2 separate regions of the Homo sapiens genome follow, and region 1 is linked to region 2. A link is a loop called in an ENCODE intact Hi-C map of the cell type or tissue named here. Cell type or tissue: adrenal gland. All regions are shown on one strand. Each heading gives the region's core, and the rest is flanking DNA. Links, peaks and the distances in the headings are about the cores only.

The links. Hi-C counts contacts between places; a loop is a spot of excess contacts. Peaks named below come from ENCODE experiments on the same cell type or tissue, not always from the same donor. Only the 100,000 strongest peaks of a DNase experiment are listed, where the experiment ranks them.
Region 1: a loop joins it to region 2, with 2.9 times the contacts of the local background. A loop is called at or near these places in 5 of 110 quality-filtered maps.

What each region holds. Positions count from the first base shown.
Region 1 is chr1:34,923,478-34,935,071 of GRCh38, reverse strand. DLGAP3 (DLG associated protein 3) reads left to right here and starts at 5,422. Exons shown (of 12, transcript NM_001080418.3): 1 at 5,422-5,621. RefSeq lists silencers at 4,814-4,863, 5,844-5,913. In adrenal gland, for the core only: no CTCF peak of the experiment used is centred there; DNase peaks (open chromatin) are centred at 4,971, 5,711 and 6,092; H3K4me3 peaks cover 1,774 bases; H3K27me3 peaks cover 1,284 bases.
Region 2 is chr1:34,971,045-34,982,638 of GRCh38, reverse strand. TMEM35B (transmembrane protein 35B) reads left to right here. Exons shown (of 3, transcript NM_001195156.2): 3 at 520-1,259. The coding sequence ends at 695. It also overlaps the pseudogene GPR199P. Among named protein-coding and RNA genes, the nearest start is that of TMEM35B, 8.5 kb to the left of the region's middle. In adrenal gland, for the core only: no CTCF peak of the experiment used is centred there; a DNase peak (open chromatin) is centred at 5,209; H3K27ac peaks cover 2,497 bases.

The DNA.
Region 1 (11,594 bases), core at 1,382-9,381, 47 kb after region 2:
CTTTGATTAATTTCAACATACATTTGACAAAAACTCTCAGTAAATTAGAAATAAAGTGGAACTTCATTCACCTGATCAAGACGGGTCTCCAAAAACCCTATAATAAATGTCATCCTAAAGAAGAACTGTCAGAAACATTAAAGTTATGAACATGACAAATACACCCACCATCACTGCTTCTATCCAACATTGTACTCTAGGACCCAGCCAGCACAATAAGACAAGAAAAATAAGTCAAAGGAGCAAGATTATTTTATTTCTCTAAATATACTCAACATAGTTATTTTATATTCTGTGTCTCATAATACTATTAGTTGTTATTTGCAGGTATTTTTCTACTATGTGTTGTTTTTGCTGGTTGTATCAGTTAGGGTTCTCCAGGGAAATAGAGCCAGTGGTCTATATGTAGACATATGGAAGGGGATTTATCAGGGGAATTGGCTCACACAATTATGAAGGCCAAGAAGTCCCACGATACACTGTCTGAAAGCTGGAAAACCAGGAAAGCCAGTGGTGTAATTCAGCCTGAGCCCAAAGGCCTGAGAATTGAGGCAGACAATGGTATAACTCTCAGTTTGAGCCTGAAGGCTTGAGAACCAGGAGCTCTGATGTCCGAGGGCTGGAGAAGATGGATGTCCCAGCTCAAGAAGAAAGCAACTTTGCCTTGCTCTGCCTTTTTTGCTCTATTTGGGACCTCAATAGATTGGATGATGCCTGCTTACACTGATGAGGTCAGATCTGTACTCAGTTTACTGATTCAAATGCTGATATCTTCTGGTAACACCCTCACAGACATATCGAGAAATAATGTTTTACCAGCTATCTGAGTATCCCTTAACCCAGTCAAGTTGACACATAAAAATGAACAATCACATTGTTTCTTATTTACAGTGCCATGTTTCCTTGTGTGTTCAGTGACAGACATTTAACTGTGAGTTATTCATTTTCTTTGGAATTTTATCTGTGGAAATTATTTGAGGCCTGAGACAAAGATTTACATTTGCTTCTGCTGGGCACCTGAGGCACTACCAATCTGGTACATTTTATACCAAATTCTTGGCTTGAGTTTTTCCAGATCCTTTAGGTAGAGTGGATCTGACTGCATGTGATGTGAAATTTAACTCGTAGTAATGGATACTCAGGAGGTGATTCTTCCTTCCTACACTCATTACTACTGCCAAGGTTTAAAGCTTGCAATTTTCTTACAATTTCCTAGGTTTGGGGATGAGGTTTTTTCTAGCTCTCCTGTACATTGAGAGTACAGCCCTTTGGGGTTCTAAGCTTATGCAGGGGAGTATGTGACCATCTTGGGCAGACTCGGGTTTTATCTTTTATCTCTGGTGCCCTGAGAGATCATGAAAACTGAAGTTAAATTTCATCTGTCAGCAAATGACCCTGTATTAGTTATTAAATGCCATAATATTGCGGCATAATACCATACCATACCAAAGCTCAGTAGCTTAAATTAATAAGCATTCATTATTGCTCAAGAGTCTTCAAATTGGCTCGACAGTTCTTCTCATTCAGCTGGTCTCACTAATGTGTCTGCAGTCAGCTGTGGACAGGTAGATATCTCTGCTGCTCTTGCCTGGGCTCTCTCACATGTTTGGAGATCTGCTGGCTATAGGCGGGTCCATGATGATCTTGGCTGGGACAGTTGGGATGGTATAGCTCTCTTCCACCTTGTCACTCATCCTCCAGCTGTCTCAGGCTTGAGGCTTGTTCTTATAGTGAAGGCAGGAGACCAAGAGAAATAGTAGAAGTATTCATGTCTCTGAAGGCCTAAGCTCAGAACTGGCACTACATGACTTCTTCCAGATTCCATTGGCGAAAGCAAGTTACAAGTCCACTCAGATTTAAGGGGTGGGAAAGTAGGGTCTGCCTCTTTTTTTTTTTTTTTCTCCTCAGAGATCCTTGTTCCAAAGAGTCCACCTGTTGATGCAGGGAGTTGCAAAGTCACAGGGCAAAGGAGATGGATTCGGGTGGAGGTAGAGAATTGGTGCCCTTTTTGCAACACATCTTTCACAGCCCCCAAGGCTAAAGTTGGCTTCAGTGCTCTGCTTACTTCTCTGGTTCTGCCTTTACCTAGATTTTGGCTGGAGTGATTCTTATTTTCTTGCCAGCACATTGATACATTTAAGAATATTAAAAATGTACATAGTTATACATATATATTCTCTTCTTTATTGTGTTTTAATAAAAATATTTTATCTTTTTTTTTTTTTTTTGCTATTTATCATGCTTTCAGTGGGAAGATCAACTAAGGCAACTGTCATACTGATTGACACTGAGTCTCTGTCTTTGCACATGTGACTCTCTACCTGAAAGTCTCTCTCCCAATCTTTGAGACTCCATTCAAATGCTTCTTTTGTGCTTCTTTTTTTTTTTTTTGAGATGGAGTCTTGCTCTGTCGTCCAGGCTGGAGTGCAGTGGCGTGATCTCTGCTCACTGCAAGCTCCACCTCCTGGGTTCATGCCATTCTCCTGCCTCAGCCTCCCGAGTAGCTGGGACTACAGATGCCCGCCACCATGCCCAGCTAATTTTGTTTTTGTACTTTTAGTAGAGACGAGGTTTCACTGTGTTTGCCAGGATGGTCTCGATCTCCTGACCTCATGATCTGCCTGCCTTGGCCTCCCAAAGTGCTGGGATTACAGGCGTGAGCCACCGCGCCCAGCTTTTTGTGCTTCTTTGACTGTCCTCTTCACCTAGGCAGAGCTAGGCCCAGGGTGAGCCCCTTGTCCAAAAATTATTAACAATTTTAAGACAGTGACAGCAGAATATTCTACCAAGAGTGATGCCTTTCTACATGTGGGGCTCTGTACGACTGCACAGGTCACACTCCCATGAAGCTGGCCCTGATAGTAATTATTGGTTTACATCTCCATCTCCCTTATTAATCAGTTATTAATCACTGGATGGCTATGGGAGAACACTGTCTAAGGTAAGCCTGTCTGATTAACCTGTATGCCCCCAAGAGGCTAGCAAGGTGCCAGGTATAATCAGTAAAGGGTTGTTGAATGAACAAATGAAAATAACATTATGTTCTCAATTCTAAAATGCACCAACTCTAATAGCTTTAACAGAAAGGTAAGAAGAGCCATATTAAATGTCCCTGTTTATTGTAAGATGCTTTCCAGTTTCAGAATAGTTTACAAAATACAGGTCTTAGAACTGCGAAAACACGGTGGTGCTTTTTAACATCCTCTATCACGGCTGTTCTTTTTTTTTTTTTTTTTTTTTTTGAGACGGAGTTCCAGGCAGGAGTGCAATGGTGCAATCTCTGCTCACTGCAACCTCTGCCTCCCGGATTCAAGTGATTCGCCTGCCTCAGCCTCTGAGTAGCTGGGATTACAGGCGCCCAACACCACACCGGGCTAATTTTTGTATTTCGGGTAGAGACAGGGTTTCACCATGTTGGCCAGGCTGATCTCGAACTCCCGACCTCAGGTGATCCGTCTGCCTTAGCCTCCCAAAGTGCTGGGATTACAGGCGTGAGCCACTGTGCCCGGCCGTCAGCTCATCCTTTTTTTTTTTTTTCTTTAAGACTGAATCTGGCTCTGTTGCCCAGGCTGCAGTGTGGCACAGTCTCAGCTCACTGCAACCTGTGCCTCCCGGGTTCAAGCAATTCTCCTGCCTCAGCCTCCTGAGTAGCTGGGATTACAGGCACGTGCCACTGCACTCGGCTAATTTTTTGTAATTTTAGTAGAGACGGGATTTTACCATGTTGGCCAGGCTGGTGTTGAACTCCTGACCTCAGGTAATCCACCCGCCTTGGCCTCCCAAAGTGCTAGGATTATAAGCATGAGCCACTGCGCTCGGCCCAACGGCTGTTCTTATGCTCCACGGAAAGTGAGATGTTTCCTTCAGTTCTAAAGTGGGTTCCTGGGAACAACTTTCTTATTTTCATGACATCTGCTCTTGACTGAACCCTGGGCTGGAAATGGTCTGCAACCTCACTTCATGATTGAAGAGACAATGAACCGTTCTTGTGAGCAGCAGGGTAGGTGACCAATCTACTAGTCTCTTACCAGACTTCTAGGTATCCCTTGGGAAGAGGGCTCTCCAAGCCCCTTATGTTATTTAATGTAATGTGGCATCTTAAAACATCATCTCCCTGGGGAAAAGAGGTCTTGGCTCCCAGTTCTAGCTCTTCTGGGCCTTTGGCTTCTCCTTTCCGTGCCTCACTTTCCCCTTTATACAGGGAGGAGAGCCGGTGGCCCCACAAGGAAACAGAGAGCAGGGAGTTGTTGGGGTGCGGGGTGGGGGCCGTTGAATCAGAACAACTCCAAGGTATGTTCCTAGAGAGGTGGGCAGTCTCAAGCCTCCCAAGCCCACACCTCACCATCCCAAGCTTTCAAGACCGGAAAAGGTAGAGGAGGGAAGAGGGCTTTAAGGATGCCCACTGAACCTCCACCCCCAACTTTCAGCGCCGGAGGCAGTGTTTCCTCACACCTACCCTGGAAAGCCGGAATCCGGAGCCACCCCTTCCCCCACGTCTTCAGCCCCTCCCCCTGCGGCTTCCCCACCGTGGCCCCCTCCCCCCCATTACAGCATCGCTCTGGGCGCCAAGACGGATTCAAGCCAGGGGACTGCTGCAGTCCGCTCTCCGCCTCTCGGCTCCCGCAGCCTGTGTCCGGGCTCCGCAGCCTCCAGCTGTGCTTCGGACAGTCCCTTTCCCCCCACCCCGACCCCGCCATGGCACAATCCCAGGCTCAGGGCCCAGAGGCGGGCGGGCACAGTGGGCACGGGCGGGGGCCCAGCACAGGCGGCAGGTACAGCGGGGCTCTCCCTCCACACTGGGGATGCCTCGGCTGTGCGGACTGTGGGTGGGGGACGCCTGCCAGCGGCTCCGAGGCCGGGCACAGCGCCCCATCCTGGCAGGGGCTGGGGCCGAAGAGGGGGGCTCCCTGACCCCAAGCCAGGAGCTGAGGTCAGGCGGCCGACCGGGAAAGCCCGAAGGAGAGTCTCCTAAGCGGACGGGCCTGGGGGCTGTGTGTGACATTCAGGGCGTGACTGCCCCTCGGCGGGGGGCGAGACCCGGTCCGTGAGGCTGAGCTGGTCCCCGACCGCCCGCCCGCCGCCGGGCTTGGGTCCCTGTACCCAGGTCGGCTGTGCGTGGCCGTGACACTTCGGGTGCCTGTTCCTGGGTCCCCGGGGAGGGGGATCTCATTCCTGCCCCTACGCTGGGCGCCCCCAGCACCGTCGCTCAGCGAGGTGGGCGCTCCTCCGGGACCCCGGCGGCCGCCCGCGGGCGGCGACCTCGGCCCTCCTGGGTCCGCGCGGGGGCGGGGAGCTCGGTCCCCCTCCCTCTTCCTCTCCCTCTCCCTCTCCCTGCTCGGCTGCCCTGCGCGGGGGCGGGGGCGGGGGCGGAGCGCGCGGGCGGGATCCCCCCGCCTCCCCTTCCCGGTCCCCGGGAAATCCAGCCTCCGTGGCTTGGCCGCCTCCCGCTCCCGCGCCCGCTGCCGCTCGGCGCTCGCTTGGGGCTCCGCAGCCGGCGCGGCCCCTCAGCTGGGGGCTCCGCAGTGCCGGGCCCCGGTCCCTGCCCGCCTGCCCAACGCCGCAGCGCCCCCGGCCCGGGCCGCCGGCACCATGTAACCCGGCCGGAGCCCGAGCCGGGCCAGGTAAGCCGCGGGGAGGAGTGGGGACGGGGCCGCGCTCGCGGCTCCCTCTGCAGCGCCCCCCAGGCACGGCCCGGCTGCGGCCCCGGCGCCGCCCACGCCCCGGGCTCCGGCGCTCGGCTCCCGGCCCCGGGAGGGGGGAGGGGCTGGGCCTCCTCAGCTGCCCCCGCTCCTGCCCCGGCCTGGCTGCCCGCGGGCCCGACCCGAGGGGCGGGCAGGGGACCACGCGGACCGCGGACCCACGCTCCCGGTCAGGGCCGCGGGGACAGGCCAGCCCCGGCCCAGCCCTCGCCCGGCTGGAGGCTCGGGTCTGGGAGGGAGTAGCCAGCTGGTTGTGGGGGAAGTCGTGGTGCTGGGGAGATCCGGAGAGAAGTTTCCTCTGCAGGTGTGTGAATGTGAGTGCGTGTCGCTGTGTGTCTGTGCCGAGTGTGTCACTGTGTGGGTCTGTGGGCGATTGTGTGTGCCGGTGAGTGTATGCCGTGAGTGTGTGCGTGTGTCACTGTGGGCGAGAGTGTGTGTGCATGTTAGTGGGTGTATGCAGCGTGAGTGTGGAGGGTGGTACTGTGTATGCATCTGTGGACATGTGAGTGAATGAGTGTGTGTTGTCCCCATGTGTGCCTGTGTGTGTCTGTGAGTGTGTGAATGGATGTGTGTGCCGGCGTGACTGTCTCTGTGAGTGGGTCCCGGTATCTGCCCTGTGTGACTGTGTGTGTGTGTGTGTGCGTGTGCGCGCGCGTGCGTTGGCTGTGTGAGAGAGAGTGTATCTGAGCGCGGTTCACTCTGAATCACCCACACCTGGGCTCTGTCCCCCCCACTGTCCCCCCATTCCTGGTGGGATATGGGACAGGGAGATGAGACTTTTCCGAGGTCAGATCATTCCCCACTTCTCTGGGGACCCCTGACCCTTGATTCAGGCAAGAGCTTTGTGGCACTCCCCAGCTTGGTCTCTACCTTCACCTACCTCAGGGGGTGCCCTCTGGGATGTTGCTGGTCGTGTCCTTCCTGCATGCTAAGGCCCCTGGTGGGTGGGAGGGGGGATCTGGGGCGAGCTGGAGTATGTGCCTGCGTGTGCTGCTTCTCCTTTTGGGGGCCTGGGAACTTGTGTCATCTCAATAATGTTTCACCAAGGGCCTTTTAGAGCTAGGAGATGAGGAGGCCAGGTGGAAGCGTCTGCCCTGTTAGTCATCAGAGCAGGTGGCGCTCTCCCAGACTTCCAAGTCCCAAACCTTCAAGTTCTGGGTTATTGGTTCAGTCCACTGGCTCCGGGTGGGTCTGTACTAAGCTCTTTGAAGTAATAATAATAAAATAATGCCCTCATATTAGTTCAGGGCTTTTGAAAATGCTGCCCTCTGAACTCTTCTTATTTCCCCAACAGCCTTGGGAAGCAGGCAGGACAGGTATCACGTTAAGCCATATGCAACTGCAATATTCAACTGTTTTTATTTAACCTACAAAAACAGCAATTTCATATGGTTCAACCAAATATAATGCCGATTTACAGATGAAGATGTTGAGGCTTGAGAAATGAATTGCATTTTCCACAACCACACACTGCTAGTTAGTGGTACAGAAAGACCTCAGCCCAGGTCTTTCAGTGACCCAAAGAACTGGGCTGGGCCAAGGTTAGAGAGTGGTACTTCCTGGTGTGCTCTCTCTGACCCTGGGGGCACTGCCCTCTACCACTGCGCAGCATTCCCTGAATGCTGGGGCTACTTCTGCACCCAGCTGCCAATGCCTAAAAGAGTGGGGGGTGGGGGGAGAAGAGAGGAGGGAGGGGAGGGAGAGGCTTCGTGAGTTGGCAGTGAATCAGGGTCTAAAAAGGGAGCTGGGAGGGCTAGGGTGGCAGGTGTTTCTAAAAGGAACATGAACATAGGATGAACGGCCTCACATACAGCCCCCGCATCTCCCACCCGCCACTGCCCCACTGATCTGGCAGGCAGGGCCCGCTGAGTTTTGTGCCAGGGGGCTCACATCCAACGAGTGAGCTTGTATGTAGCTGTAGAATGATGGCCAGGAGAGGAACCTTAGTATTGACTTGGTCCAACCTCTTCATTACAAACCGGGGACTCTGAAGCCCCAAGAAGGGAGGGGACTTGCCCAAGGTCACACAACGAATTTGTGAGTTCCTAGGCTAATCTTAGACGAGGAACTTTGCAATCCTCCATGTTGCCTTCTATTCCTGAACTCTCCCCACCCCCATCAGAGCTGAGTACAGGGGATTTTTGGAAAAGAAATGAAGACTCAAAAAGCCTAAGGCTGTACATCTTTCAGCTTGGGACTCCTTGCCAAAGAGAGGGCGCTACAGATGTCGCTGGGGATAGGGATTCCTAGCCACACCCACCACCGAGGTAGGCCATGGGCTTGTCTTGTCTTGATTCCTGCTGGTGAGGGGCTGGAGCTGCTACAGGCCAGACTCCCAGACTTTCTCATGTTAGTACCTGCTTTCAGCGGCTGCCTGACACCTAACATCATCTCTTCCAGCTGATGTTGGGGCTCGAGCTGGCTAAGCTTGTTTTCCTTCATCCTCCCCAGTTTCCAGTGCATTTTGCCTCTAGCTGGATAGACCATTCCTTACCTTATTGGGTTCCTAATGAATAGAGAAACTTCTGGGGCTTGTCTGATTTAGGAAGGGTCTGTAGTTACCCCCAAACCCTTTCTAATGAAATCTTCCAGGAGTCTAGGACAAATGATAAAGGGATTACCCCCATTTTACAGGTGGGGAGACTGAAATTCAGCAAGGGGCCCCGTATTTGGTTGTTTTTTAGTTTTTTGGGGGTGAGGTGATGAAGGGAGCAAATGATGACAAAAACTTTTGCCTAGAGGAGCTTCCAAAGACCCCTTCTGGTCTTACCATCCCCACGGTCAGGAAACCTTCCCAGATTCTGATTTCATTCCCACTTGGTAGAGTCAAAGCTTTGTCACTCAGTGGGGGTTGGAAGAACAGCTGCGTACCCTCCACTATGCAAGCATTATGTCTTGATTTCCTCTTTATCCACCCTGCCCCTCCCCAGTCTGAAGGCTGCTGGCTCAGCGGGCCTCCTGCCGTCTGGGGAGTCTGGGTTTGAGCTGGGGTGAGGCAGTGGCACCATCGTTATGGTAACGAGGTGCCAGCTCATCATTGCTAATAACTTGTCAGGCCCCTGGGCTCCATGCAGCATCTCTTCCTACCAGCCCTTCTTCCCATGTCACAGACAGAAAAAGTAAGGCTTTGATGGAGGGGTCTGGGAATAAGGGAGTCTGGAGAAGTGGGTGGCCTTGTCCCTGGGGCTGTAGCTGGAGAGCTGCGGGGAGGCTGCTTGGAAGCTGGTTTACACATATGGTTACATAGGCTTGCATATGATTGCGTGGGCTGTTAACATGTGAAAACACTCAGAACATGCTTGTATAAACTTATACAGGCTAGCTGACATGTTCATGTGTTTTTACACAGCAGCCCACAGGCAAACATGCTTCCAAGCATCAGAACATGCTTGTGCCTGAATACTGTCTCTACCATCTGCACATAAGGCACCCAAGAAATCTGGGTTTGTGGGGGTGTCCAGGTATGTGGGTGGGGATCTGATCTTTTTCTGATGCAGCTTCAAAGTGTCTTGTTAACAAAGGGACAGAATGGTCCCAGGGTTCCTTCTTCTTCCTTCCAGTTAAGAGCTCAGAGTGGAAGTGGGCTGGGGATGGTGTCGGGGGCCCAAGCTCCCAGCTCCCAAAGGCCCCTGCTTCTATGCCCTTTGAGCTCAGGTAGCCCCTGCCCCCCTCACTGTCTGTTCTTTCTCATCCTCTCCTCTTCCTGTGTGTAAATATTAAAGAGCTGAGCCTGCAGGGCTGATGTAGACATGGGGAGAGAATGAAATTAAAAAGGATTCCCTCGCCCCCATCTCGACACCCCCGCCCCGCAGTCCCTCGCTCCTGCTTCTTCCCCTCTCCCCTCTCCCCTCCCCTCACTCAGTGCTTCCACATGTCTCTCCTCCCCCCAGTCCAGATGGGAGCTGGCTCCTTCAGAAAGGGGGCTCAGAACAGGGTGTGGGGAGCTACCTCTCTCTGCCTCCCCCCACCACATCTGTCTGCAGGGCTGGGAGCCCCCACGTGAGTATTTCTTTTATTTTTGGGGTGGTGGTTAAGAAGGAAAGTGGTTTTTAGAACCAGCTGTGAGTGGCATTGAGAGGCTCTGGGCTGAAGGAAGGTGGGTGGGGTCCTCTCTCAAGGTTCCCTCAGGGAAGCCCCATGTCTGGGTTTCTTTTCTCTCTTGGGACATAGAGGGAAGGTGGGGGGGGGGTTGTCAGGTGCCCCCGGTGGATGGGAGCGACAGTGGGAGGGGCAGGGGAGAGGGGCTTCTGTTCTAAAGGGGGTGTGTGGTGGGGTAAACCTGTTCCTTCCTGGCATCCTGGGTTTCTGGCTACCGGGGCCGGCAATGTCGCTGGGAACTGTCCCGGGTGCTGAGTGGGATTCGGCGGGGATTTGCTCCTTCGGAGCTGTCCCGAGTGCTGAATGAGGCTTCGTTCGGTCCCGATGGTGGAAAGGCGGAGGGCAGTGGGGAGGGCTCACTAGAAAAATTCTCCCAGATGACCCACTTTCCAAGGGCATGGATGGAAATATGGATTTGGAGTTCTCCCTATGGTTTAGGTTTCACAGTTGTTAGTGGTATTTAGGAACCCTTCCCCCAAGGGGCCCCTCTCCCCTTTTGCTGTTTCAGTTCCCTCTCTCCCTTCCAAAACCATTGTACTGTTATTATCGGGGTAGAGTTGGAGAATGATATTGTGCCTGTGAGATCTCATCTCCTGGGAACTTTTTTTTAGCGCAACAAGCTCAGAGATATTGATACCAGCCTTTCACCTACTGGGTCCCAGAATTTCAGGCTCAAGGTGGTTCTGGATTAAGAGAACGCCGGTCTTCCTGGTTAGGTGTGGGGTGGTTACAGCTCAGGAGTTCAGGATAACTTGACTGACAACTTGATATTCCCTTGCCCATCATACTTTGGGATTTGGGACAGGGACACTGAAATATTCTGCAAGCCTGTCCTGTGTTCTGCCCACTGCCAAACCTAGCTCAGAGCAGCATTTGGGAGAGACTTTTGTTGGGGAGGAAGATTTTTAAGCAAAGGATTCAAGGAGTGGGTGGGGTTGTTCAGTGCCATGGAGAAGAGAAGGGGGAGGCTACTGGAGACAGGGCAGTGGGAAAAGAGGAAGATCTGGGGGAGTAAAAAATATTCAAATGGAGGGATGAGGTCTGGGTTTCAGTCTTTAGTTCTCTTGGATATCTTTCTCCTTATGGCTTAGAGTCAGGGTCATTTCAAGTATCTGTATTCTTATGCACTGTCTTTGTAACCATGAAGGGAATAGAGCAAGGAGTTTCTTAAGGTCCCTTCCCTTGTCATCCCAGGGGGATGAGAGCCAAATGTCAGGACATGCAGATGAGTCTGTAGGGGAACAACAGGCAGGAAGGGATGATGGTGGCTTCACTTCCCATCCCCAAGAGCACAATCAAATATTCAAATGGGATCCTCCCTGTGAGGGGAGGAAGGAGACAGTTTCCAGATAATACTGGGCAAAAATTGGGTGTGGCAGGGAGTTCAAGAAAAGGGAGAGGTATCTAGGGATCTCAAACTGAACCAGTTGATCCCTTCCCACATGTGACTTGTAGTTCATAAGGAGCCCCTCACCCATCATGTTTTTGATGTAACTCATCAAGATGATTCCTGCCTTCTCTAGCTGCTTGGGAGGAGCTGAGTTTTCCTCTGCTGTGGGTGCTGGGAGGTGGTGGGTGTGGGTGTGGGTGCCTGTTTGGGGAGGGGAGGTGTTTGTGCTCCACTCAGCTCCCTTGGTTACATAACAGCTTTGATAAGACTTTACTTTGGATCTGCTGCTACTGCCTGAAGCAGTCACCCCTCCACCCCCACATGAAATGCTAGATGTCCACCCCCTTTTCCCTGGCCCCTTAGAGAGTCCTGCTCTTCCTGATCCACTGTTCCAGCAGCTGCTTCCT
Region 2 (11,594 bases), core at 1,495-9,494:
CGGGCGTGGTGGTGCGCGCCTGTAATCCCAGCTACTCAGGAGGCTGAGGCAGGAGAATCGCTTGAAGCCAGTACCCAGAACCCAGTAGCCCAGCTACTCAGAAGGCTGGCAGGAGATCACGCCATTGCACTCCAGCCTGGGTGACAGAGCAAGCCTCTGCCTCAAAAAAAAAAAAAAAAAAGGAAAGGAGAAGGATCAGGGAGATTTTTTTTTCTAAAATCTATCCACTCTAGCCACTGCCCTATTTGGCTGGGTCATTCCCGTTTCTTTCTTGTCCTCTGAGAGGGGCAACTGTTGCCACTGCTGCTGTTGTTCAAGAGGCTTCTAATTTCCTGGTCCTGCTTTCTCCAGGAGGCTAGAGATGAATGCCGCTAGTTTTGGGAATGTGCGTTAGGAGTGGTGGGGGTGTTTAATGGGAGGGCTTGGGCTGGAGTGGGTCAGCCTAAACTAGAGAGCCCTGAGCTCCTGGATCTCCTGGGTTCTTCCAAGGAGCCTCAGGGACCTCACTTTCCATTCCAGGGGCTATCTTCACCTTGGCAGCTCTGAAAGAGTCACTAAGCACCTGTATCCCAGCCATTGTCTGCCTGGGGTTCCTGCTGCTGCTGAATGTCGGCCAGCTCTTAGCCCAGACTAAGAAGGTGGTCAGACCCACTAGGAAGAAGACTCTAAGTACATTCAAGGAATCCTGGAAGTAGAGCATCTCTGTCTCTTTATGCCATGCAGCTGTCACAGCAGGAACATGGTAGAACACAGAGTCTATCATCTTGTTACCAGTATAATATCCAGGGTCAGCCAGTGTTGAAAGAGACATTTTGTCTACCTGGCACTGCTTTCTCTTTTTAGCTTTACTACTCTTTTGTGAGGAGTACATGTTATGCATATTAACATTCCTCATGTCATATGAAAATACAAAATAAGCAGAAAAGAAATTTAAATCAACCAAAATTCTGATGCCCCAAATAACCACTTTTAATGCCTTGGTGTAAGTATACCTCTGAACTTTTTTCTGTGCCTTTAAACAGATATATATTTTTTTTAAATGAAAATAAAACCATATATCCTATTTTATTTCCTCCTTTTAAAACCTTATAAACTATAACACTGTTTCATGTCTCTTTTGCCTCATTGCTGTTAATGGCTGCATAGTATTCCATTGCAAGGATGTACTATAATGTATTTAATCCCCCATGAGGAACATTTGGGTTATTCTCAATTTTTTGCTCTCGTAAGCCTCACAGTAAATCACTTTTGCATACTTATTTTCTTCCCCTAGAAGTGAGGGTGCTGGTTCAAAACACATGCATGTTTTTAAGGTTTTTAATACATATTTAAAACGTACAGGTTCTGTATGCAGAGCTTAAGTACTTGCTTCTGCCTATGCCCTTTGAGACATATTAGAGATTCCCTCCCACTCCTTTTTTTCTCTGACATATTAGATGTGCAGAGCTAACAGGTAGGCATTGAGTCATTTGACAGGACCTGAAATCAAGCTCTGGTGGTGATCTGTGGCACCCAGTCCAGTGCTCCTTGACACCTACGTGGAGATGAGGGACAGCCAACTCCATGAAATGCTGAATGGTACAGCAGGGCCCAAAGCCTGGGAGGAATCCCAGAGGTCCTTGGGGGTAGGAAGGGTGCATATGTGTGACAGTTCTCAGGGGAAAAGTGGACAACACGTTAGGGCACCTGCTATTATGTCACCACCATCTTTATCTTAGGTTGGCAGGGCTGTGGGCTTTTGGGAAGTGATGTACCTCCCATGAGGGACTATAGTGAGAAACAGTTCACTTATTTATGCAAATATTCTAGCTATCAGCCTACAGATTGCTTTGAGGGTGGAAAAGAAGTCTCTATTACTCCATTTCATGTTCACTACAAAATGCTAATTCCCATTCTGACTAGTGTGAACCTCAGGCAAGGTGACACTCTCAGTTGGATTTTTTTCTTCTGAGTCTGAAAGCATAGTGGTGTAGTCTGCCTATAGTAAGGATAGATAGATTACACTAAATAAATGGTAGTGTCAAAACAATAAGGAAACCTTTTCTCTCATGTAAGAGGTCCAGAGATAACCACTTCAGTTTCAATGTTGGTCAGTTTGCCTAATGATGGCATCAAGAATCAACATTCTTTAAACTTTCTGCTCTGCTGCTTTCAGTGTATTGGCTATTGCCCTCAGAATTGCGAAATAGCTGCAGCAGCTCCAGACAGTGCATTTGCTATAATATTGAAAGGTGAAAAGAGAGGAAGGGTGCCTTAGAAGACCCTAGATTTGGCTGGGCGCGGTGGCTCACGCCTGTAATCCCAGCACTTTGGGAGGCCGAGGCGGGTGGATCATGAGGTCAGGAGATCGAGACCATCCTGGCTAACAAGGTGAAACCCCGTCTCTACTAAAAATACAAAAAATTAGCCGGGCGCTGTGGCGGGCGCCTGTAGTCCCAGCTACTCGGGAGGCTGAGGCAGGAGAATGGCGTGAACCCGGGAAGCGGAGCTTGCAGTGAGCCGAGATTGCGCCACTGCAGTCCGCAGTCCGGCCTGGGCGACAGAGCGAGACTCCGTCTCAAAAAAAAAAAAAAAAAAAAAAAAAAAAAGAAGACCCTAGATTTTCGCATGGATCTCACTGGGCAGAGCTATGTCCCATTTCCATTCCTAGACTAATGACTGGCAGGAGAATGGAATTCCCATGATGGACTTAGACTAAGATTTACCCACACTGGTCAGCAAGGAAGAAGAGGGGGTAGACAATGGTTTCTGTCACTTACTAGCTTATTTGAAAACTATGGATAATGATAGTAACTATTTCATAGCCTGGCACATAGTAAATGTTCAGTAAATGCTAGTCATTATTAAATATTGATTTGTTTTACAGATGAGAAAATGCATTTGGAAAGCTTGAGTGCCTATATATCAGACCTGGAACTAGAACTAAGTCCTAATTGATTCCAGAACTCAAACTTTTCACTGCACCAGCTGCCAAAGCTGAAAATGGACAGGCATGGCACCCCAGCTCTCTTCAATCTGAGGGTAGATGGGATGACCTGTCTGGGGTGATGAAATCTGCTCTGCTTTCCCAGCATTTCCCCTCTGATTGGAATTTTTTTTTTTTTGAGATGGGGTTTCACCATGTTGGCCAGGCTGGTCTCGAACTTCTGACCTCAGGTGATCCACCTGCCTTGGCCTCCCAAAGTGCTGGGGTTACAGGCATTAGCCACTGTGCCCATCTTGCTTGAAAATTTTGAAGCCCCTGAAAGTAGAGCCTGGAGCCCCGAGGATCCTGGCCTTATTCTTTCTCCACCCCTTCCAGGATGCCACCGCCAGCCCGTCTCCTGCCAGGATGGACTTTGAGTAAAACCTCTCGCAGCTAGCATTAGATTGAGGGCTCCTGTTTACCAAGTCTGGGTCTGTAGGCTGATAAGCAGCTACTGGGCCCCCCAAGCTTGGCTGTAGGACTGCCCAGCAGCTGCAGGAAAGTCAGGGTGCTAGAGGAGTAGGCTGGGCAGCTGGTGTGTACGAGCAGTTGGGATTGACAGCAGCAGGAGGATCTTGAGCCCAAGCAGTGCCTCCTTAGCAGCCCAAGGAGAAGCCAGGCCTCAGGAAACGTGCCCCCCAAACTACAGCCTAAATCTAGGTCAGCTCAGCACGATGACGTTCAGCTGCCTGCCCTTCCTAATACATTTTTATCTCCCTCCCTGTGCTGAAGGCTTTCTTGTCCTCCGATGACACTCCCTTCCCTTGGGGCCCTACTGCAGCCCCAAAAACCCAGCTCATAGCTGCCACAGGTGGGCTCCAGCCCTTCCAGCTGTCGGACCCATTCTTCATGTCGTTTCTTGGGATTAGCTGGCGATAGGAGGGTCTGGGATGTGTGGGTGGGAGGGGATTCTCCCCTGTCTCAGATCCTTAAAGTCAGGACCCCAGAGAGAACTCCAGCAGCCATTATAGCAAGAGGCAAGAAAGGAACAGTCTGGTAGGATGGCAGGGGATGGGTCAGGGTGGGGCTACAGGCATGGAGAACAGAATAGAGGAAGGTGGGAAAGGAAATACAGTTACCCAGGGTCTCAGAAAGGATTGGAGCCTGAGATGCTCAAAGGCAAAAATGCAGATTTTGGAAGAACTGAGTTTTAGGACATCCTAGGAGTGTGTAAGTGTGTCACAAATAGTAACAGGACATTGGTTTGTGCACTTACTCCCTTGGGAAGAGGGTAGGAATATGCCCAGATGTTTTTGTGTTGTTTTGTGTGCCTGGGGTGTCTGTGTCTCTGACACACTGTGTGTGCCTGTGTGAGTGTACACATTTATCTATGTGCTGCCTAGAAGGGAAGGGAACTAACAGTAATGAAGTATCTCCCCAGTGTCAGCCACAGGGCTCAGTTTTACTTAGGTTTTCTCATAATCCTCCCAACAACCCTGTGAGGTAGGTATTTTCATCTCCATTTTACTGCAGCAAAGACAGGCTCAGTGAAGCTGAGTAATTTGCCCAAGGTCACATGGCAAATAGATGTGTGTTATCTAGAATCTGCCTGATTGCTGGGTCTGTGCACTTTTTGCTTTTCTGTCCAGAGGTTTGAGTCTGACCCAGGACCTCTTTGTGGTCAAAAAGTGAGGGGGGAGGAAACAGGATGAAAGGCTTGAGAGTGGCAAAAGCTTTTCAGCCCAGCCAAGGGTGCTCCAGGCAAGCGCTGGGGCACCTCTCTGGGAGAGGACCTTCACCAAGGCAAGTCTGAGGTCAGTGTGCATAGGCACTGCACCGCAAGCCCATTCCTCCATCCATGCTTCTCATCTGGGTGGCACAGGGATGGGGGCGGGGAGGGGGGGGCGGGTGTTGGGGCTTTTTCTGGAAAGGCCTCTTCTTTATATTTCAGCCTGTTTCTCCAGAACTCCCTGTTGGCTCAGTCCTACGTGGGTTTACTGCACAGGTCTGTGGCCCAACATGTATGAACCATACTCCATCTGTGAGGGGCATCTCTACCCTCTCAGTCACTAAGGTTGGAAATTTCCAAGTTATCTAGGACTCCTGCCTCTTCCTCGCTTCCCACAGTTTGTCACCAAAAACTCTGGAGTCCATACCCTCCTCTCAGCAGCTGCTGGCCAGGTTCGGTCTTCATTCCCTCTCACATGGACTCTGCCTCTAGTGTCCCCTCCCAGCAAGGGCTGAAGAAGAGGAGACTGGGGTGGGAGAAGGTGGAATGGGGGCTGCCTTTGTCGCTAGCCTCCGCAGTAACCTTTCTTCTGCCACTTCAAGGTCAGAGATGAACAGCAGTGTTGGGGACCTGGGTGTTGGCGGCTGCAGCCTCTGGGATGACCCTGCTCGCTTCATCGTGGTGCCCGCGGCCTATGCCTTGGCACTGGGCCTGGGGCTGCCAGCCAACGTGGCGGCCCTGGCAATGTTCATCCGCAGCGGCGGGCGCCTGGGCCAGGCCCTGCTTCTCTACCTGTTCAACCTGGCTCTGGTTGATGAGTTCTTCACGCTCACGCTGCAGCTGTGGCTCACCTACTACCTGGGCCTGGCCCGGAGGCCGCCTGCCACGCGGCCGGGGCCACCTACTACGTGTCCACCTATGCGGCGGTGGTCTTCGCCGCGCTCATCAGCGTGTGCCGCTGCGGCTTCGTACGCGGTCCCGGGCCCAGGGCGGCTGCCCGCCTGGCCCGGTGCCTACGGCGCCCCGCGCGCGCTGCCTGCGCCTTCGCCTGGCTGGCGGGCCTGGCCCCTCCCTGCCTGGAGCACCGCTGGGCAAGCTCGGGGCTGGCCTCCGCCACGGTGGCCTTCGCGGCCGCCTTCCTGCTGGTGCTCGCGGCCAACGTGAGCCTGGCGCGGGCGCTCAAGGCGCCCTCTGGCCCGGGCCCGGGCCCTGCAACCGCCGGCGCGCACCGGCGCGCGGCCAAGACCATGGTCCTGGGGTTCCTGCTGGTCTTCGCCCTCAGTCTGGCGCCCAACCACCTGCTGCTGGCGCCCTAGGTGGCTGGGGGGGAAGACAACGGAGACCGGTGTCGCGCCGCCTCCACGCTCGACATCCTGCACACCCTCAGCCTGGCGCTGCTGAGCCTCAACAGCTGCCTGGACCCACTCATCTGCTGCTTCTTCGTGCGCCTCTTCCACCAGGACTGCTGCTGGGCACTGAGCTGCCGCCTGGTGAAGGGGGCGCCCAGGGCGCATGGGGCCTCCTTGGCCTCCTCTTGGAGAGTCTCCTGGCCTCCCCTCCTGTCTCACCCCCCTGTCACCCTCCCAGTGGCATCCAGGGTGGAGAAAGCTCTTTGGAAAGACCTAGATTCTAATCCTGACGCAACCACATACTACCCCTGTAGCTGTGAACCTCCGGGCTCATCTGTACCAAGGACATAGAACATTCTTTGTAACCCGAATGTTCCCTGGATGTTGCCAGCTTTTGGATACAAATAATATACCACTGTGTTTTTTTTAAACCTCTTGGGATAAAACCCAAAGTCCTTATCATGGCCTACAAGGCCCTGTCTGATTTGGCTCCCCTTTCTCTCCCTAACCCACCACCCCTGCGTCTCCCTGCAGGCAGTCACCTTCTTAGGCCCGGGAAAATGCCGGTCTCCTACTCTTCATGGCCTTTGTACCTGACTTGGCCAGGAATGATCTCTGTTCCTCTCTTTCACTAAGTTAGTTCTTCTTCACCCTCACTTCCTCTAAAGTAACTCCTTATAGGGAAGCCTTTCTTGGCTGGCAACACACACACACACACACACACACACATACACACACGACTGAATCAGATCGGATTGCTCTTTGATAGCTCTTTTCATAATTGTAATCAAGCAATTAATTGGGTAATGCGTTGTTGTTGTTTTCTTTCTCTCTTGCCAGAATGTATTCATGTTGACCCATAAGACATTATCATTTTTATAAGTCCCCAAAAGTTGAATATTGGAAATTTTATTTCCACCCAATTCAACTTAATAAATTCTGTGTTTACCTTGCTCACTGCTGTATCTCCTGTGGTTGGTACTGTGCCTTGCATATAATAAGAGCTCAGTGTATCAGATGCGTGAGTGAAAACTGAATATCATTAATTTAAATTGCTTAAGTACTCACTCAGACATTCCAGTCTCTGATAGCTTTTCCTCAAGTGTTTCTGAGATTCTCCAAGCTTGTCTTACCCACCCCCGACCATGCATTCCTAGCCCAGTCCTGATGACTGTCTCCTTCTGCTGTTGCTGGATACTTGCAGTTCTGCCATCACCTCCACTGTACCAAGACTTGGTGGGAAGTAAGCTGGAGATCCAGGCTGCTGGAGATCCAATGCCTGCTGCCTCCAGACTCTTTCATGAGCGCCAATCTCTGCCAGGGGCTCCGGCTACCAGTGCTTCCCCTTCTGTGCTTTGACAACTCTGCAGTCTGCTTCTAATGGGAAAGGGCACCACTCTCCTCAGCCACATTATTGGGGCCCCACAGCAAGACTGCTTGGGTCTCAAGGAAATCGAGCTTAATGAATGAGAGCAAACCCTCTTCATTTGGCCATGTCAGCTTGTCAGGAAGGGTCCATCAATCAGCCACCATGTCTTACCTGCCTTTAGGTCCTATTGCTGAGTTTGACTTCTAAGGATACATTTGGTAAATTCCTTTTTTTCTTGATGAATTACCTCTTATTGGTCCCTAATTCCTTCTTTAACTTTTTTCTTTTCCATTTTAAAAGCAATATAGGTTCATAAAAGTAAATTCAAAGCAGTAGAGAAAAATGTAAGATAGGAAGTACTAGCCTGGGCAACGTGGCGAAACCCTGTCTCTACAAAAAATACAAAAATTAGCCGGGCGTGGTCCTAGCTACTCGGGAGACTGAAGTGGAAGGCTTGCTTGAGCCCAGGAGGTCAAGGCTGCAGTGAGCCGTGATGGCGCCACTGCACTTCAGCCTTGGAGACAGGGGAGACCCTATGTCAAAAAAGAAATAAAAAGAAAGTAAAAGTCCCCTAGTGATAGCCACTATTCACAGCTTCTCATTTGTGTAGCTTTCCAGATATTTTCGATTCCACTGTAAGTCCACATGTCATCAGTTTTCTTTAAAAACCTACAAATGGGATAGTATTGCAAGGTTCTTCTGCAATTTACTTTTCTCATTGTTTCTTATATATTGTTCTATATTAGCACATATAGATAGATTCATCTCGTTTTTTCAATAGAAGCAGAGTATTCGTTTTACTCAATTGGTCCCCTACTGATGGGCATTTGTTGCCATTATTTTACTGTTATAAACAATGCTTCAGTGAATGCTCTTGTTAACAAATGTTTGCATACTTGTAAATCTGTAGAATAAATTCCTGGCAACGAAACTGCTGTCAAAGAATATCTGTGTGCCAATGTTTAATGACAGCAAATTGCCTTCAAGAACGCTGCACCAGGCCAGGCACGGTGGCTCATGCCTGTAATCCCAGCACTTTGGGAGGCCGAGGTGGGTAGATTACGAGGTCAGGAGTTCAAGACCAGCCTGGCCAAGATGGTGAAACCTCATCTCTACTAAAAGTACAAAAAAATTACCCGGGCACGGTGGTAGGCACCTGTAATCCCAGCTACTCGGGAGGCTGGGGTCGCTTGAACCCAGGAGGCAGAGGTTGCAGTGAGCCAAGATCGTGTCACTGCACTCTAACCCGGGCGACAGAGCAAGACTCCGTCTCAAAATAAACAAACAAACAACAACAATAGCAAAAAAAACACTGCACCAAATTATACACATCAAAAGCATGTAATCGTCCCTCACCAGCACTGGGCATTATCACCTGCCCCTTCTTGAGTCTGGACTTCTGTTGGTGCCCTAGTTCCTCTAGATGTATCTGAATATATCTGCATTCTAATTGTGAGCATGGTCAATTTGTTTCTTTTTCCTAGAAGACTTCTCAGTTTCCTCCATAGCTATTTGAAACCTGACTGGGTCAAACTAAGATATCATACCAGCCAAATCTTAGCTGTCTTGCTTGTTGAAGGGATTAAATGAAAACCCAAATGCAAACTGGTAGGTCCTTAATAATTAATTCCCTCCCCTTCATTGGGAATTAGGCTGGCTCATGCCATGCAGCACTGACCAGCATCTCAGCCCAAGGCCAGGAGGCAGCCTGGGCCCACATCATGAATTCATTTGCTGTGGTGGAATGAGTCGCTCAGCCCCAGGGGCCATGCAAGGTTGGGTCTTTGAGAAATAACCTGGCATCCACACTAGAGCCAGCTGAATCTCCTGAGGCGGAATTTGGTTCTACCCAAATAAAAAATAATTCCTTATGGCCGCATCCCATCCCTGCAGTCTTGTACTATCATGCTTTTGATGTGACTTTTCCCCTAGTAGTCAGTTTCCTTTGGGAAATGTCTAACTTAGTCTTTTGTGTCTTACCTGGGGAAAAAGAGCCTGAGAGTCGATTGCTTCTGGCAGGTCAGACACGATGGAAAGAAGCCTCTGTCTAGAGTGACAGTGTGTGGGGGTCCCCTCCTCCCTCTGCGTTGACTCAGGGAAGGAGGAACCTTGGGTGAGGACCTAAAGGTGAAGAACCCGAGGAATGAGAGAGAACAGACTGCCTTGCACTGGCAGTCCTTTTGGACTCTCAGTCTTTATACTTATTTCAAACCATCACGAATTTGACCTAAGATCCTTCCTCAATCTAGCAAGGAAGAGAATGGAGTCCAGGTTGTTCAGGTTGGTTGGAGAAGGGAGCTCCCTTCCTCTAGGAAAGAAAAGAAAGGAGCTTGACTAGATAGATGCTGGACACCCACTTTCTCCAAGGATTCAGGGAAAACTCATCTGCAGCTGTTCTCAGTAGCTACCAATTAGTCTGCCCCAGACTCCCCCACAGTCTTGCAGGGCCAGAAATACCCTATCCATGCTCCTACCCACCCAGGCCACACCTTGTGGCTGTGAAGTGCAGACATGGTCCAGGGAAGCTGCTCCTGGCACACAAAGAACAAAATTCCCTTTCTCTACTGGACTCTACTCTTTCCCTCAGCTCAGTCACAGTCCAGGTCTCTGAACCCAGCCCAACCCAGTTCTTGACCTTGGCCAGGACTGGCCCAGGTCCTTGGCTGTGCACACACCCACCTGGGCCCTTCCACCAGCCATGCATCCTCTGTGACCCTGCCTGCTCCTGCTGGGACCTTCACTTCCAGCCCCCGTGCCACCTGCTCCCCAGGCCTCTGTAGGGAAGCCTGCCAGAGTCAAGCTTGATCTCTGTCTTGGGGCCTCAAGGCATTCTCTGCAGCTGATTCTTTGCCTTGACATCTGTCTCCCTCTCCTCTGGCCGTAGGAGGAGGATAGTGTTTGCCCCTCTGGGTCCTGCAGATCTCCCTTGGGCTGCAGCTGTCCTTTGCTGACCTTGAAACCACCTCCTTGAACTATATTCCAGCTTCAGGGACAGCAGCCTCCTTTCTTGATCAACCATTCCTAGGCCTCTCTTATGCCTGCCCTTTCTTGCCTTTGGTATGGCACGTGCCAATCACCTAGCCCTGACAGGGAACTATTGTCATTAAATCAGGCTTCCTCACCCCTTATTCTCAGTGCTCACCAGCCTAGTTCTGAAATGTATTTGTGGTTGGGATGCTGGACTCATGTTGACCCGTAGCATCTGTGGCAAGAGTATGAATGGTGGCCCACATACTCTATGTCTATATATTTAAAAATTATAAGTCAAGCTAACACATTGCTGAATAAAATGCATTTCATCCTTCTGCATTGACAAATCTACCTTTGTGATGACAAAATAGAAAAATATGTGGGAAGCTGTGGTTTTCAGGACTGAAAGTAAGCAAATTATCAAAGACGACTGCCTTCAATTTTACATATTGTGTTTAAACTTTGTGTTTGGGTCATATATGATACATGATTATCACAGAAAATATAAAATATTTGAATTTCATCATATAAATTACTATCATCCGTAATGTGATTTTTTTTACTATTTCTTCAAGCCATATTTATATTCATACAGTATTTCTTATTTTTTTCAAAATCTTCAATGATGGTCTATTAATTTAAAAAACAGAAATTCACTGTTGTATAATGACAGTTTGTTGTTAAACTTGTTCAAATTTCTCTTCAATCAATTAATACCTTAATCTGTAACAGTCAAAAAATAGTCTCTGTAGAAATTAGTTTTGAGACTATTTGACTGTGAACTCAGTCACTGTCTTGCAAACATTTTCCTTTCATTGTCCTAATTGCCTTATATTTCATTGAAATTTCACTTTGGTTGTATATTTCATATGCAGTTTTCTTCCAAACTAGAAAATCCATGTTCTGATACCTACAGAAATATTTTTTAATTTTAAAAGTAAAGTAGTTAAACTTAGTTGTCTAAGTCTGTTTGTTTTGCTATAAAGGAATATCTGAGACTGAGTAATTTATAAAGAAAAAAGGCTTATTTGGGTTATGATTCTGCTGCCTAGAAGGTTCAAGATAGGGCATCTGGTGAAAGCCTCAGTCTGCTTCCACTCATGGCGGCAGGTGAAGGGGAGCTGGCTGTGCAGATATCCCATGGTGAGAGGAGAAGCAAGAGAGAGAAGCAGGGAGGTGCCAGGCTCATTGTAACGAGCAGTTGCAGGAGCTAACAGAGTGAGAACTCACTCGTAATTGCGAGGTCAGCACCAAGCCTTTCATGAGGGATTT